Regions from separate parts of the Mus musculus genome. Here region 2 is linked to region 1. Evidence: chromatin loops called from intact Hi-C (ENCODE). Cell type or tissue: left cerebral cortex. All regions are shown on one strand.

What was found. Hi-C counts contacts between places; a loop is a spot of excess contacts. Peaks named below come from ENCODE experiments on the same cell type or tissue, not always from the same donor. Only the 100,000 strongest peaks of a DNase experiment are listed, where the experiment ranks them.
Region 2: it touches region 1 in a loop (2.2-fold over the local background); 7 of 42 quality-filtered maps call a loop at or near these places.

What each region holds. Positions count from the first base shown.
Region 1 is chr5:97,931,182-97,939,181 of GRCm38, forward strand. It overlaps Antxr2 (anthrax toxin receptor 2), which reads right to left. Exons shown (of 17, transcript NM_133738.2): 15 at 7,222-7,386; 16 at 6,906-6,986. Among named protein-coding and RNA genes, the nearest start is that of Gm34226, 81 kb to the right of the region's middle. In left cerebral cortex, a CTCF peak has its summit at 4,547; DNase peaks (open chromatin) are centred at 3,568, 4,195, 4,634 and 6,171; H3K4me3 peaks cover 1,011 bases; H3K27ac peaks cover 759 bases.
Region 2 is chr5:98,182,055-98,190,054 of GRCm38, forward strand. Prdm8 (PR domain containing 8) reads left to right here. Exons shown (of 4, transcript NM_029947.2): 2 at 1,235-1,455; 3 at 2,407-2,635; 4 at 2,970-5,394. The coding sequence starts at 1,237. The coding sequence ends at 4,588. A730035I17Rik (RIKEN cDNA A730035I17 gene) reads right to left here and starts at 3,930. Exons shown (of 3, transcript NR_153823.1): 1 at 2,990-3,930; 2 at 2,664-2,714; 3 at 1,064-1,498. In left cerebral cortex, a CTCF peak has its summit at 3,394 (motif pointing right); DNase peaks (open chromatin) are centred at 302, 444, 1,258, 2,123 and 9 more places; H3K4me3 peaks cover 4,955 bases; H3K27ac peaks cover 3,446 bases.

The DNA of each region.
Region 1 (8,000 bases):
AGCTTAGAAAAACAATGTGCTCAGCCCTGAAAAACTGAGGTCAACTTTTGGCCTTTTATAAAAAATGTTTTTGCTTTGTTTTTGACAACATAATATAATTACATTTCTCATTCTCTTTCAAATCCTTTCATATAAACCCAGACCTTTTTACATATTAATGGCCTTTTAAAAAGTCAACTGCTATAGCATGCATACAGGTAAAGATTTAAATGTATATGTATGCGTGTGTCTATATATATATATGTGTATATATATATACACACATATATATTCCTGTATATACTATATATATTATACTATATAAATATAAATATAGTATAATATATATAGTATATACAAAGTATATATATTATACTTTATAAATATACTATATTTATATATATATAAATGTATATGTATGTGTGTGTGTGTGTATATATATATATATATGCATATATATATATATATATATTCCTCTATATACTCCTGAATATACTCCTGTATGTATTCCTAAATATAACCTGCTCAGTCCATTGTATATATGTTTTAAGAGCTGACTATTTGGAATTGAACAGCCAATTGGTGTGTTCTTCCCTGGGGAAGACTACCACTTGCATTTTTTTTTATTTTGCATTTTTTTTCTGTGCCGACGCTTATAGATGAAAGACAATTTATATTTCTAAAAAGCAATGTATATATCTAAAAAGGGGCACTGTCCTTATAAATAATTTTCTTTGTTAATTGCTAAAGTGCTCATTAAATAGTCAAGTATTATATATACGTTCTTTTTCACAGATTGGCCTAGCTTGGTAATTTATGTAATTGAATCTTTCATATCCTTCATCTCACTTTAGGAAACCAGAATGAATTAACACATACCTGTTAATTATATAGTTAAGAGGTAAATTTAAGCTAAGAAATGGCAGCCAAAGAACATTCTTTGTGAATGTTCATTTCCAGTGCAAGAGACATTGGTTGAAGACTTTTATAAAGATCAAGTACGGTCTACAGTACTGCAAACATTTCTATAACTACAGTGTAAACGTACATCCATCTATACAGTCACACACCCCTGTAGCAGTCAATGGGGTCGAGACATGCTCATGATCTGGATTATTCTAGTAGAAATTTTATCATGTATCAGCCAAAGGTAGTTAGTTGGGTCTGAAGAGATGGCTCAGCAGTTAAGAACACTGGCTGCTCTTCCAGATGACCCAGGTGTTATTCCCAGCACCTACATCATGGCTTAAAACTATCTTTAACTCAACTTCTGGGTGATCTGATGTCCTGTTCGTACCTTTACCTGCACTGCACAAATGTAGCACATAAATATACATGCAGGGAAAACCTGCAGACACATTACAAATATTTTAAAGAAAAAAGAGAGAGGAAGAAATGGCACTTTAAAAGATGTCCTGAGTTAAAGGTTGGACAGGGAAGCTGTACCCATAAAATTTCAGCTCTATGTTCACCTGAGCAAGACCTGCACCATGGCAGCACCAGCTGAAATGCCAGTGTACATGAGGAGCATCTCACAAGGCCCCAAACTTGGATGAAGAGCTCTAAGTGACCAATGGCTACTGAGAAAGGAAGAATCAATCTCCTCCAGGAAGGAGCCCGTAAGAGGCTATCTAACCCTAGAACTCTGTAGGAATCACAAGTACACACAGGCCATACTGAGTGGACTAGGCGGGTTATGTTTTAAAATAAATACAGAAAGAAATAATGAAAATGTAAGATGCTAAGGTTACCTGAGAGGCAGAGTTGGAAGTGGGGTGGGTTAGTGAGCAGGGGGAGGGGGAGGAGATAGGGGGTTTCAGAGGGGAATCAGGAAAGGGGACAACATTTGAAATGTAAATAAAGCATGGTCTACAAAGTGAGTTCCAGGACAGCCAGGGCTATACAGAGAAACCCTGTCTCGAAAAAATAAATAAATAAATAAATAAATAATAGTAAATAAATAAATAAGGAAGGAAGGAAGGAAGGAAGAAAGAAAGAAAGAAAGAAAGAAAGAAAGAAAGAAAGAAAGAGGAAATATCTAATAAAACAAAATCAAAATTTTAAAGATTTGGACTTTTCAAAAAAAAAAAGAGTTGGAAGTGTTCTCTAAGAAGTGTTTGTCTGATCATAATTGGCCTAAAGGACAATAATTAATTGTATATGTCATAGGGTTTTTTCAACAGTTTTATACTTATCTCTATATTTTCATTTTAATTACTGAAAATAGTATATAAAAGTATAAGTGTTTTGTGGTCATTAGGACTGACTTGGGCTAAAATAGGAGGTTTTTCTGGATCCCATAAAACATATTATAAAGCTCACCCATATGTCACAAAATACATAAACTAATTTTTTTAAAACAAAATGTATGAATGTAGTCATTTAAAAAGATGACAACAGCAAATAATAGCTGAGGATACAAAATAAAACTTTTTTAAGTTTAAGGTTTTGGCAAATGTATTTCAAAGTCTGAAGTCATTCATAGTATGCTAAAAACTATCGTAACTTCAGAATTATTTGAGTGAAAGATCAGTCTTCTACAGGAAACCCACGAGAGGTTTATGCCACAAACATGGTAGACAACAGAGGCAGGTGGTGGGAAGTCCTAATATGGAAGTGTTGGTCAGTTTGCGGTTGGCGTGGCTGAAGGGTGCACCATGTGATTCCTAAGCCCAGAGAGTGACATTTAGGGAGGCTGGGGTCACTGAAGAAGGTGCCATTCAAAGACAGTCAGGCCTGTTTGCTTAGCTATGAGGACTCAGAAGCAGGACGAACACAGCTGTGGACATAAATCTGCAACCGGGGATAATAAACCGGAAGCGAGCTTCAGCCATTGGCCTCTACAGTTACAAAGCTTTCTTGATGCCATCTTTGAAAGAAACTTGAGCGTCCTAAGATCGTGATGCATCTTGTCTTGGTTTTGCTATGAACTTTTAAAAAGTGGAAGAATGATGTTCTATCCATGTGGACCTCAGTCATTTGGAGGAATATGGAGCACGGCTGTATAATGTATAAGTGTTCTCCACATAGGAGGTCTGGCTTTACCTTGATATACACATGCACTACTATGGCACTGCCAACTCCAGCGTCTAACCCCAGGCCCTGCTCTTCGGCTAATCCTTTGCTCCTAAGCATACATTTATAAGACTGCTCTCATCTCAACATCATGCAGCCGCCTTACTGCATGATGGGGTATAATCACATGACTGTAGTCTTTACTTGCCAGGCTACTATTTTAGCCCATCCCATTGCCATTGTATAAATATACACCTGTGCACTAATATGAGTTTTTACAACTCTTTTGGTAAACATTAAACTAATTGATGAATTTTCTCTCCGCCGACACCGCCTCATTTTAAGGTACTACAAGTATGGAATCCTGACAAACAAACTGTTGTGCCATTCAATTTCCTAGATATTCTTATTTTCAGGGGGAGGGGGCGAGGAGAAGAAACTACCACCAGCAAAGCTAAATCCCATATTCCTTTGAAAAGAGAACCTTAAACTTCACATCTGCAGAGATAAGAAAATCTATAGAACGTTAGATGCAAGCGGAAATCCGTGTGTTTCAGGCATATTCTGGGATTCTTGTGTTGAATCTGTAAGTTGCTGCCTACTCACGGGTGAGTGAGGAGCCGTTTGAAGGTTAACATAACCTCAAACACAGTCAAGAAGGCCTTCAGAGATTTAATTGGTTTGTGGAACAACTCCAGCCTAGTGCTGTGCTTTCTTTTTTCTTTGCCTTTCTGCTTCTCTAACTCTCTTTTCATAGGGGAAAAAAATAAAAAGAGGACGCATGGTAATGCATCATTTATAAATTACCTTGTTATTGAGGGGGAAAACACACACACACACACACACACACACACACACATACAAAAAAAGAAAAGAAAAGAAAAAAAAACTGCTTTGAAAACCAAACAAACTCCTGCTGCGGAATCCAGCCCGTTTGATGGAGACCCTTCAAAAGAGTTCAGGGCTTAATGGAGGTTGTTTGTGCAGAGACTTCGATCTGTACCTGCTGTCCCCTGTCACTCCCTGGAAACTTGGCGGCAGATGTTGCAGCGGTAAGTTGTCTCTGAAGTGGCTCTCTGTCCTGTCTCCCCACCGCCGCGGAGTCAAACTGCATTAGATCTCCTATTTGTGCCTCGGGCAAGTTTGGGAGCGCAGCTGTGTCCACCCCGCTCCTACCTTTGGAGTTTGGGGCCTCCAGGCAGCGCGCGCGAGACCAAAAAACGGTCCTGCCGCTCTCAACTACCTCCGCTGACAATCGGCAGCGCGGCCGCCAGCAGATGTCGGGACAACCTGCTAGCTCGCACCTGGCCGCCAAACCAGCGACTCCCAGGACCCGGCGCCCGCATCAAAGCCCACGCCCGCCCGCCCGCAGCCCCGCGCGGGGAGCTCGCCCGTCCCGGCGACCGCTTTGATACTGCGCGCACCAGCTCCAGCCTCCGCATCAAGGACCCCGGGGCCGCGCCAGAACTAGGCCAGGGAGCCCCGTGGCCACTGCGCCCCAGCACAGCCTGGGCTCCAAAGGCACCGTGAAGGGCTCACTGCCCCACCTGCGGGACTCGCTGCAGTGCTGCACTCGCTCTCCGGTTTGTTTATCATACAGAGCTCTCAGGAGGCAGAATCTGCAATAAACTGTTCCTACCGAAATGACAAGGCTGTTTTCCAAAGCACAAAACAAGCTGCTGGATAGACTGGGGTTGTGTTCCTTGGAGCCATTAGTCAAACCCTTAGAAAAAGTGTGCCTTATTATCTGTCATGCAGCTTAAAGTCAGCCTCCCAGTCCACCCTCAGAGAATGCCGCTGTTTGGTATCCAGGAGAAAAGATATTCTTTATGCCCTGACCATGCAAATGAGGACGACCATCTAAATCCCGGAGGTTCCAAGCCTGCCTAATGTCTAAAATGAGCAAACTATTTTACAATCACACACACACACACACACACACACACACACACTCACACGCACGCGCTCACGCACGCTTCTGTACCCAACACCCAATTCCTCATAAAAGGCACAAACCAGTGTAAAACGATATGTTGTGTATAAGTGTGCATTCAAAGAAGATTGACGACCACAGGAGACACAGGAAAATAAAATGAGTAATAACACCAACTTACAAGTTGATAAATTTCAATTTTTTTTCTTTAAAGAAATTGACCTTAATATCAGATAACACTTGTTCCGATGAGTTAGTTGATATGATAGCCAAACTGTTTCAAAAGGAATTTAACATACTTACCTATGCTGAAAACAGACTGTTTATATAGAGTTCCTAACATTTAATAGGATAGTTTAGTGGAAAGTAAATTTTTAGAGCAAACTGATAATCAGATGAAAATGAAGATCTCATTCACATAAGTACAGTTCATATTCATATGAAGTATGTATATGTAAATTTAGTCAAGGTTTAATGTTTAACTCAGTTTAATCAGGTATGGGTGGATTTTAGGGGAGTAGATTTTACAAATATCCCAAGTTTTCCACAATAGCTAGAAGAGCATATACAATATTAGGAAGAGAACTGAAACCCCACCCCTCCCCCAATTATCTCCATTTACTCAATCCCCAGCACTTAATAAGATGGAAATTATTAACCATACAAACGAACATCTAACATGGTGAGGAACACCCTGAGATGAGGCTTGAAAGTCATTGTAATGAACGAAGTGAGTGAGACTCCAGCAGTCTTGAGAAGGAGAAAGGTTACAAGCAGACCCAGAAACAGAGCACAAGCCCACACTTGAATTTATGATGCATGAATTTCCATATAAAGGAAGTTTCTATCGCTAATGTGCCGATGACCTGGTAATAGGAGAGGCTGCTACCTAGACACACATAGCTCTCTCTCCCAGTGGTCTTAGCAGAGCACACTGGCCTCCCGCTGGAAAGTTCAGCTATATATTCTCAAGTTGTGTACCCTAACTGGCTGGCCTCAGATATTTCTGAAATGTTCCTAAATTGATAGAAGTAAAACAACAACAAAAAATTAATAAACAAATCTAAAATTCTTTTACACTTTAAACACCAAGTTAAAACTAGCTAATGCTAAGTGCATCTTGGCTTCACAGCACAAATGCTAATTTGATGGATGACTCCAAAGTTTTCAAGAGCAGCATGCCAGGCCTAAATGTGAAAGCCAAACTCCTCTGAGGTGTGCATGGTGTTCTCCTCAGTAGGAAAGGAAGGCCTGTACTCACACCATGAGAGCACGAGAGCATCATGAACAGCACTGGGTCTCTTAACCAGAGCCACCACTGGTGCATATGAGGAGGCTCTGAACAACTTTTCTAAAATTGTAGCACTAGGAAATGGTGCACGTTATTAGGAAAAATACTAAGAGCAGAATAATTCTTGGCAGATTTCTAAAATGAGAGCTTGAAGTGGAGTCCTTGATAAGGAAAAGACAGGCATACAGCACACTTTTAAGGATATGCATCTAAACACCACTATTACAGATTTCTGCAGTACTTCAAGCCTTCAGGACACCTTGACATATTTCAGAAACCAGACTGTGACCGCTACCACTATTAAAGGCAGGTAACAGGTTTATACCTAAAGAAACAGTTCTGAGGTGGTTTCCCCAGATCTCACTGCCACAAATGCTAGAAGAAAAAGACTTCAGATGCTAATTCCCAGTCTGTTTCTTCCGAAGGAAAATAACTCAGAACACATGCCTTCAAAGTCAAATACCGAAGCAATGAGCAGACTTACGACTTTAATTAATTATCTGGAAAGGCAGTGGTATGAAATTGGCTTGAAAAATGCATTCTGAAAACACAGAACTTAACAAGCACCCTATGTAACATGAACGTGCAGCGGTCAGCATCAATTCAATCCTGCATGCCCACAGGAAGTTTTAAGTTACTTTCATTACATGCCCTGCCCCCAGCCACCTTTCTCAAGAAATCACATACCTCATCACCTTCCTGGGGTCTCATCAAGGACACCCGGTCATACTGCTTCATGATCAAAGCCCAGAGTGCATCCAAACGACCCTAAAGAGATATTGGACTTGTAAACCTGGATTGCTTCATTTTTGTTAATCAACTAAGCAGGTAAATAAATAGAAAAACTTAAAGACTTGTGCTAAGAAAATATACAGTTGCTAAAGCATAAAAATGGATTGTCTACTATTTTATGGACCTTAGTCTTTCTCGGGGGACAGGAGAGACTGTAAAAGTGAAGTCCCCATTAGGTTTCAGCTATAGCACACAAAACACAGACACGTACCTTGATTGGCGTGTACCACTTTGTCTGAGGTGCCTGGTGTGTGGGTCTGGGTCGAGGTGGTCTGGATGGGATGGGGATCTCTTCTTCAGGGACCATCACCACAGCATTTTTTGCTTTCTCTAGCCTTGCACCTTCCTCTGTAGATCCTTTATCTCCCCAGCGGACCTTTAAAATGAAGGAGACATTGCTGTCAATCAAATCATCCCAGAGTACCAAGCTCTTATGCTGCCCACAGTCCTTTGATTCACCAGTCCGGTGTAAAAAGATAAATTAGTATACTAACTCCAGTTACTTTTCTCCTGAGCTTTAATGGGTTCCTTACCACTCATCATTATTATTTTTCCTGTATGTTTGGTTATATATGTGCATGTTCAAGTGTAGACATACATGTGTGGATGCCAAAGATCAACCTCAGGTTTCAATTCTTCAGGTTCCCTCCATCCTGGATTTTGAGACAAGGTCTCTCATAGAGACCTGAAGCTAGCCCATTAGACTGGGATGGCTGGACAGGACAGTCCAGACATCTTCCTGCCTGTTTCCTCACCATTCTCTTCTCTCTCTCTCTCTCTCTCTCTCTCTCTCTCTCTCTCTCTCTTCCTTTCTCTCTCTTGCTCTCTCTTTCTCTTATTTGAATATAAAGAATGCATGTGTATTTTCTTTTTGTAGTTCTTTTTTATGTTAATTTTTATTGCATATTTTCTTCATTTACATTTCAAATGCTAGCCCCTTTCCTAGTTTCCTATCCGAAAGTCCCCTATACTCTCTCTCTGCCCTGTTCC
Region 2 (8,000 bases), 250 kb after region 1:
GCTAGCTGAACAAGAAAAGAGTAAGATCGGTTTTCCCCACGGCCACTTAAGGTATATAAATACAGAGACAATCACTGTCACTGGTGAAACTGCTAGGGAAAAACCAACTTAGAGGAATTGTTAGATTTCCCCAAGAAAAATGGCATGGCTAACTAAGACCTAGTTTAAATAATTTAAATGATTGCTTTCTTTAAGTGCTAAGTATTACAGGGGGTGTCCAGTGGCTGAGGAAGGAAACGATCCCTGTAAGACGGCTTAATAGAGAGCCCGCCACTGGGGCATTACTTCTAAATTGCTGCGGATTAAACAGCTGGAGGGCCCACTCAGGACCATTCAAGCAGGGCTGACCCCTTCTAGCCCAAACAGGGTGGTATCAAGGGAAGTGAGAATTCACCAGTCATTACACACAGAATTTCAGACAGGGGACACTTCAAGCCTGCCCTATACCTGCTCGCTTCATGGGCCACAGGCGACTCAATCCACCCTCTTGTATAACAAGGTAACTGGGATTCAACCTCATCCATAAATAAGCATGTCGAGAAAAAATAATTACCTCTGCTTGCTGCTTTTAATTAAAGCCTCAGAGGGACAGTGCTGGATTATGGTAATGAGCAGACATGCGTCCCTTCTTGTAGGCTGCAAAGAAAGGTTAGCTGACATAGAATTAGTGGCCCTGACACTCCACTTGAAATCCATTCGCCATGCTCCGTGGTCCCCGCCTGCTAGCTAAGGCTGCTCCCCTTGTTAGAAGAAAAGAAGAAATCACAATGAGACACTGGGCTTAGTACATAGGACAGGACTGTCCCCCAAAGATTAAAAGTGCGGGTTTTTTTTTTGGGGGGGGAGTTATGCAGTCAGAAATTTTGCATATGCTGGTTTTAAAGCAAACAAACCTACAAAAGCCCTACCTTCGCCCCAATGCCCCACTCTATAAATCCCGAGGTAGCATAGACACAGCCTGCTCCAGTCTTCACCGGCTCTCTATTTTCTTTTTCTCAAGCAGGAAGTGTGCTCCCATGCTTCCTGTTCCAGTTATTTAAAAGGAAGGAATAATACTTCGAAGTTGGCATCTTTAAAGCATGACAGATTGATCGGCTTTATTTTTAAAGTAGGAGCTATGTAAAAAAGCCGGCAAGTGCAAAGAAAATATGTCTGGTAGCGGAAACGCTCTGCCGAGGTTCGTAGCAGAAAAGGCAATAACAACTCTCTTCTCGTCCTGGGTATCTGTCTCCAGTGATGGAGGATTCAGGCATCCAGAGAGGCATCTGGGATGGAGATGCCAAGGCTGTCCAACAGTGTCTGACAGACATTTTTACCAGTGTATATACAACCTGCGACATCCCAGAGAACGCCATATTCGGTCCCTGTGTACTGAGCCATACTTCCCTGTATGACAGCATAGCCTTCGTAGCCCTCAAGTCCACGGACAAGAGAACAGTACCTTACATCTTCCGGGTGAGTCTCAGCAAGTGTGATGGAGGTGTCTGAGGGTAATTTCCTGTTGGGAGTGAGGAAGGAGACATCCTAAGGACAATGTAATCATCTGAGCAGTCAGAGCAGAGCGAACACAACAAAAATTAGAAAAGAAAAACTAGATTCAAATCATCAAGTGATTTTACTGAGAAAAAGAAAAAGACAATGCCAAGGTTGCCTGAATCGGTACTCTAGTTCTGGGTTCCCTAGATTAGGGCTTCCTAAATTGCTAAGGAGACCTTGTTAGTACTGGGGCTATTTACATATTAAGTAGTCCTTGAGAGAACTTTTACAAGTATTGAGTATATTTATTTTGTAACCTGGGAGGTCTCCCCATCGCCTGATTATTGCTTTCTTTAGTTAACATTAGCTAGTGTTCAGAGTTTGTATTTAAATTAAAACGTTAATTGTTTTGGCAGCAAAGCATCTATAATCCACGTTTGTGTTTGTAACAGGCCTCTTTCTTCCTAGTAGTTCTTTTTTTATTAATTATTTTATTTATTTACATGCTAAATGTTACTCCCAGTTTCCCCACCCCAGAGTTCCTAGTCTTTCATCATGAAGTAAAGCTGTTAGTCCTTCATGTCAGTTAGGAAGATGGGCGTGAGTGCCATAGAATAATTACTAAGACCCGAACTTGCCTTTTACTTCTGAAACACGGGAAATTTCCTCTCCTTTTGTCATGTGAGGTAACTGAAAGGGAGATTCTAAAGAGGCTACTCTGTAAGACTGACCCAATATTGCAAAGGATGGCCACTGTGCCCATTGACCACAAATGCAGGGATGCAGTTCGACTTTGGTCAACTTTTGCAAACTTGGTTTCAGATAATTGTTTGGAAAGAACAAAAGCCAGACAGATGAAATATCTCTGGTTTCTCTGGTTGCCGTCTTTCACGTGGATCCCTCTCTTCTTGTCTTTCTTAAATACTGTAGGTAGACACTTCGGCGGCAAATGGTTCCTCAGAAGGTCTCATGTGGCTGCGGCTGGTCCAATCAGCCCGAGATAAGGAAGAACAGAATCTCGAAGCTTATATAAAAAATGGACAGCTGTTCTACCGCTCTCTCCGCAGGATTGCCAAAGATGAAGAGTTACTAGTTTGGTACGGGAAAGAACTGACTGAATTGCTCTTGCTCTGCCCGTCTAGAGCTCACAAAATGAACGGTAGGTTGGCTCGGGTGCCTGGGCTCACCTTGCACATCATAGGGTGGACGAAGCTTCTGAGGTGTTGTCCCGAATGGAACTAGGACAGAAGGGGAAGGAAAAGTTGGGGAGCGTTTGACTTAGTAAATGCACAAATCAAGAAAGTAAGTTGCACCAAATAGGATAGTGTATTCATTTTTTTGGGCACTCAGCCCAGAAAGATAAAGTGGATTTGTTATGGGGAGGATGGCTAAGTGGCCTAGGGGCGATGCTAACTAACCATGTGGGGTGTGTGTGTGTGTGTGTGTGTGTGTGTGTGTGTGTGTGTGTGTGTGTGTGTTTGCTCACTAAGCAGGGTCGTCTCCTTACACATGCCTGGAATGCAGCCAACGTTTCCAGTTTGAGTTCCCCTATGTGGCACATCTGCGATTCCGCTGCCCCAAGAGACTTCACAGCACTGATGCGAATCCCCAAGACGAGCAAGGGGGCGGCTTGGGCACTAAGGACCACGGCGGCGGCGGCGGTGGTAAAGAGCAACAGCAGCAGCAACAGCAGCAGCAACAGGAGGCGCCGTTGATCCCGGGCCCCAAGTTCTGCAAAGCCGGCCCCATACACCACTACCCCGCGTCATCCCCGGAGGCGAGCAACCCGCCGGGCTCCGCGGGTGCCGGCAGCGCCAAGCCGTCCACGGACTTCCACAACTTGGCTCGGGAACTGGAAAACTCCCGGGGAAGCAGCAGTTGCGTAGCGGCCCCGGGCGTCGGCAGTGGCGGCAGCGGCCACCAGGAGGCGGAGCTGAGTCCCGACGGCGTCGCCACCGGCGGCTGCAAAGGCAAGAGGCGGTTCCCAGAGGAGGCGGCGGCGGAGGGCGGCGGCGCGGGGCTGGCGGGCGGCCGTGCGCGCTTCTCCGAGAGGCCGCTGGCGACCTCCAAGGAGGAGTTGGTGTGCACGCCGCAGCAGTACCGCGCCGCCGGCAGCTACTTCGGCCTGGAGGAGAACGGCCGGCTCTTCGCGCCGCCCAGCCCGGAGACTGGCGAGGCGAAGCGCAGCGCCTTCGTGGAGGTGAAGAAGGCGGGCCGCGCGGTGGGCTTGCAGGAGGAGGCGGCGGCGACAGACGGCGCAGGGGGCACGGCCGAGGACCCCGACGCGGGAGGCGGTGTCGCCGGCGGCGGCAGCAACGGCTCGTCCACCCCCGCGGCGGGGTCGCCTGGGGCCCCCGAGAAGTTGCTGGCTCCGCGTCCCGGAGGCTCTCTGCCCGGACGGCTGGAGGGCGGGAGCCCCGCGCGCGGCAGCGCCTTCACCTCGGTGTCGCAGCTGGGCGGCGGTGGCGGCGCGGGGACCGCGGGGACTGCGGGGGGCTCGGGGGGCGGCCAAACGGCCGCATCGGACGAGCGGAAGAGCGCCTTCTCGCAGCCCGCGCGCTCCTTCTCGCAGCTGTCCCCGTTGGTCCTCGGCCAGAAGCTGGGCGCTCTCGAGCCGTGTCACCCGGGAGACGGCGTGGGTCCCACCAGACTCTACCCGGCCGCCGCCGATCCGCTGGCTGTGAAGCTGCAGGGGGCAGCGGACCTGAACGGAGCCTGCGGGCCCCTGGCGAGCGGCGGTGGCGGTGGCTTGCCCAAGCAGAGCCCCTTCCTCTACGCCACCGCCTTCTGGCCCAAGAGCTCGGCTGCGGCGGCAGCGGCGGCGGCGGCCGCCGCCGGGCCCCTGCAGCTGCAACTGCCCTCCGCGCTCACCCTGCTGCCGCCCTCCTTCACTTCGCTGTGTCTGCCCGCGCAGAACTGGTGCGCCAAATGCAACGCCTCCTTCCGCATGACCTCCGACCTGGTGTACCATATGCGGTCTCACCACAAAAAGGAGTATGCCATGGAGCCCCTGGTGAAGCGGCGGCGGGAGGAGAAACTCAAGTGCCCCATTTGCAACGAGTCCTTCAGGGAGCGTCACCACCTGTCCCGGCACATGACCTCGCATAATTAATTGTTGCGTAAAAGACTCCGGCTTTCCACGCGTGTGCACGCACAGTCAAGCCACCTGCAGGAGCAGACACGCGAGGATGACATCCACCACTACCTTATGCCCCCAAACACTGCAACCAAACACGTGCACACACAGGTCCCTCCCCTCGCCAGGAGCCTCATCATCCAAATGTTTAATTTCACACACACACACACACACACACACACACACACACACACACACGCACGCACGAACGCACACACGGACGCACGCACACGATGCACAGGATGGTGGATTTTGGATTGGGTGGGTTGTTTGAGCGGGGTTTTCTTTTGAATGCACGAATTTTCACTTTCCCAAAAACAAAAGTACATTTTTAAAAAAATGTCATATATTGCAACATATTGATGCATTTGTCATACGTTTCTACTTAAATTATTAAGCACTTATGGTTTAGATGTAATAATTATATGTAAGGACAAAGTTTATTTTAGATATAAAGTAATGGAGGAAGAGGAGATGCGTTCTGCATTTCCTGATGACAGCTGTGTTCTTACAAAAATAAACAAAATGGATAAAAAGGGGGGCGCCATTCGGTTTAAGTTTCCAGGGGGAAGTGCATGTATCATGAAATGATTATGGACTTCAGTGAAGAATGTCATCAATGATGTAAATATGTATTCCCTTTTAATACAAAGTGTAATTTTGTGCCAGTGACATGGAGTCTGAATAGTTATGTGTTTCTTCTATCCCTAAGAGATTTATTAAACGGTATAGTTTATCCAGGTATGTTGGATGCTTTGACAATAAATAACTATTTTCCTCAAAGCAAATATTTGGAAAGTTTACAAAAAATATTTTTAGGTCAGTATAATACTTTGGATAGTTGATGCCTTTTCGTTGACTCCTTGAAAAGAAGCAAGGAGACCACAGCTTCCTCTGCAGGTATTAACTACAAGCCAGTTTTGAGCCTAAGGGTGTTGATTGTCACTTGAAGATTCTCTATCTGAAAGGTGTTGGGTTTAAGGATCAAGGACAAATCACTTAGGTGCAGTAATTGCCATACAGGTTCCCTGTCAGAACTTTGTAGGTGTCTCTTCCAGAAGGAAAAGAATTACTCTCCACATAAGTGACCAATCTGCATTTTTTAAGCCCACTTTAGGATCTAGTAGTGATACTTCCCCCAAGGGATGTCCTACATTCTAGAACTTCAAGCTTCCTATCATCCATTAAGGACACATAGAGAATCTATCAAGTAATACAATTTGAAAGACCGAGGTTTGCTGATGGTATATCAAAGGCCTCCGTGTCCACACATGTCTATCTGGGAGTGATCCTGAGACAAAGATACCGAGGAACCAACTGGTTCTTTATGAAAAGTCGCTGTCATCTTGGCTTCTGACTTCAGTTCTTAGAGAACATCATGTTTGTGTCTGGTGTACACTGAAGCCTCTACACTAAAAACCAAATGACCAATGAGCCTTCTTTGCAGCAACCTCACCCCCACCAACACACACACACACACACACACACACACACACACACACACACACACACCTCTCTCTCTCTCTCTCTCCTTCCCTCCCCTCCCCCCTCCCCCCATTGAACCCTTAACTACACCTCCCTTTTTGTTGATTTCCCCCTTCCATGTGAAGGATGCTTGTGGAGAGATCTCTAGTGGGAACTTCACACATGTCTTCATCTCAAGGCTTTTCAAAAACTTTCCCTAAAGGATTTTGAAGCCTTCATTGTTTTAAGGCCACCAGACAGCAAGTTGCATTTAGAACAGGGACCCTGTTGTAGGGGTGATAAATGTATTCAGGGAATATGGCCACTTTGGTGGAAAAGCTGTTTGTCTACCTTGGAGTCATTCGAATACTATTTTGGCACTATAATCCTTTGAGGCCTGCTTTCAGTTTCCCCACATAGTCTGATGACTTTACACTCAACCTGCTCCAAGTGTAAGTAAGGAAAGGATGGTCCAAAACGTACTGGTTTTGCCTCTGCTAATGTTAGCTGGTGTTGTCATTGGTCACATCATTTGGTGTACCTGTGGATTGCTTATGTCTTCTAGAAAACCAGGGAAGCACATTCCAGTGTCTTCAAATTACGTCTAGCACAGAAGAGAGTTTTTGTTTCTTTTGTTTTTCCCAGTGAAACAAATAATTGGACCTAACGAGAGATTTCTCAAAAACGCCCAAGATGAGTTGTGAGGAAAACTGAGCAGCAGGAACATGGGACGATACTTAGGTGTGAAGAGAAAATAGTCCTTTGGTGTTGCCTACACCACAGTGTCCGACGGATTGAACTCTATGCTTGGGATGCTGCTGTAGTATTACTGGAACAGAAATTTATTAAAAATGAGCAAGCACAGGCCATCTTGGGAATTACCTTTAAGGAAAAAAAAATACTTGAATTTGCTTTCCTATTCTATCCGATCCTTCTGAAACTTCAACTTTCACTTAAACAGCTTCATTATCAGTGGGAATTCAGACAGAAATGAATTGTCTGGGAAAAGTTCAGCGAATACTGCTCCTGGAAAGGGGTTTCCGAAGGGCACGCGCAGAAAAGCTAGTTCCTTCACTATTCTCTTTGGTTTGGCTATTATCTTACACTTGCCTTCAAGCAGAAGGTCTCCCAATGGATGAATTATCTCCTAGGCGATCCAGGTAGGCAAATACGTTAGTTAGTTCCGGGGTTGGCTATGCAGATCGTTCTGTGCACAAACCCTTTTGGCGGGAGTAGTAGGGGAAGGATGCCCAAAACTAACTTACCATTAGCCAAGGCAAACTTTGTTTTCCTTTAAGGGGGCACTGTCAGATGCACAGCGATCCTTTCCCAGAAGAGAGCTTCTAGAATTCCAAATCTCCCCTTGCTGAGGTCATTGGCTGAAGCGGTGTTAATGCCTGCACGCAGCTGCGGAGGAAACCAGGTCACGGGGCTCCGCGGCAAGCTGGCTCCACAAATTTCATGCCAGGTGTCCCAAGCTTCCAGGCCACGCAGGTGGCCTGAGCTTTGAGTGTCCTGCCGGAAAAGCAGGTCACAAAGTCAGCCAGTTGCGTCCCAGCATTTGTTTTATCCCAGTCGCTGGAATCATGCCCGGGAAGTGATCTGGCATCTGGGGTCTCCTTCTCTAAACATTTGCGCATGGAGGAGCCCATATGTTACAGGGTGTCTTTATGGGGTGCAGCATTCACCCACGGGCCTGCAGAACAGGGAAGGGGCAGGAAGGGACGCACGTGTATCCGCTGGAATGTACAGCACTGGAGAGTTAAGTCCGAAACGAAATCTTATCTGGGAAAGTTACCAAGTCCTAGCAGCCTTGAGCTGGCATCCCGAGTACTCCCCGAGCCTGGAGTGTGGCAGTCTCAGTAGGGCAGGAACTAGTTGCAAACACAGGCTGTGCTCTGCTACCCAAATTGAGTGATGGGTC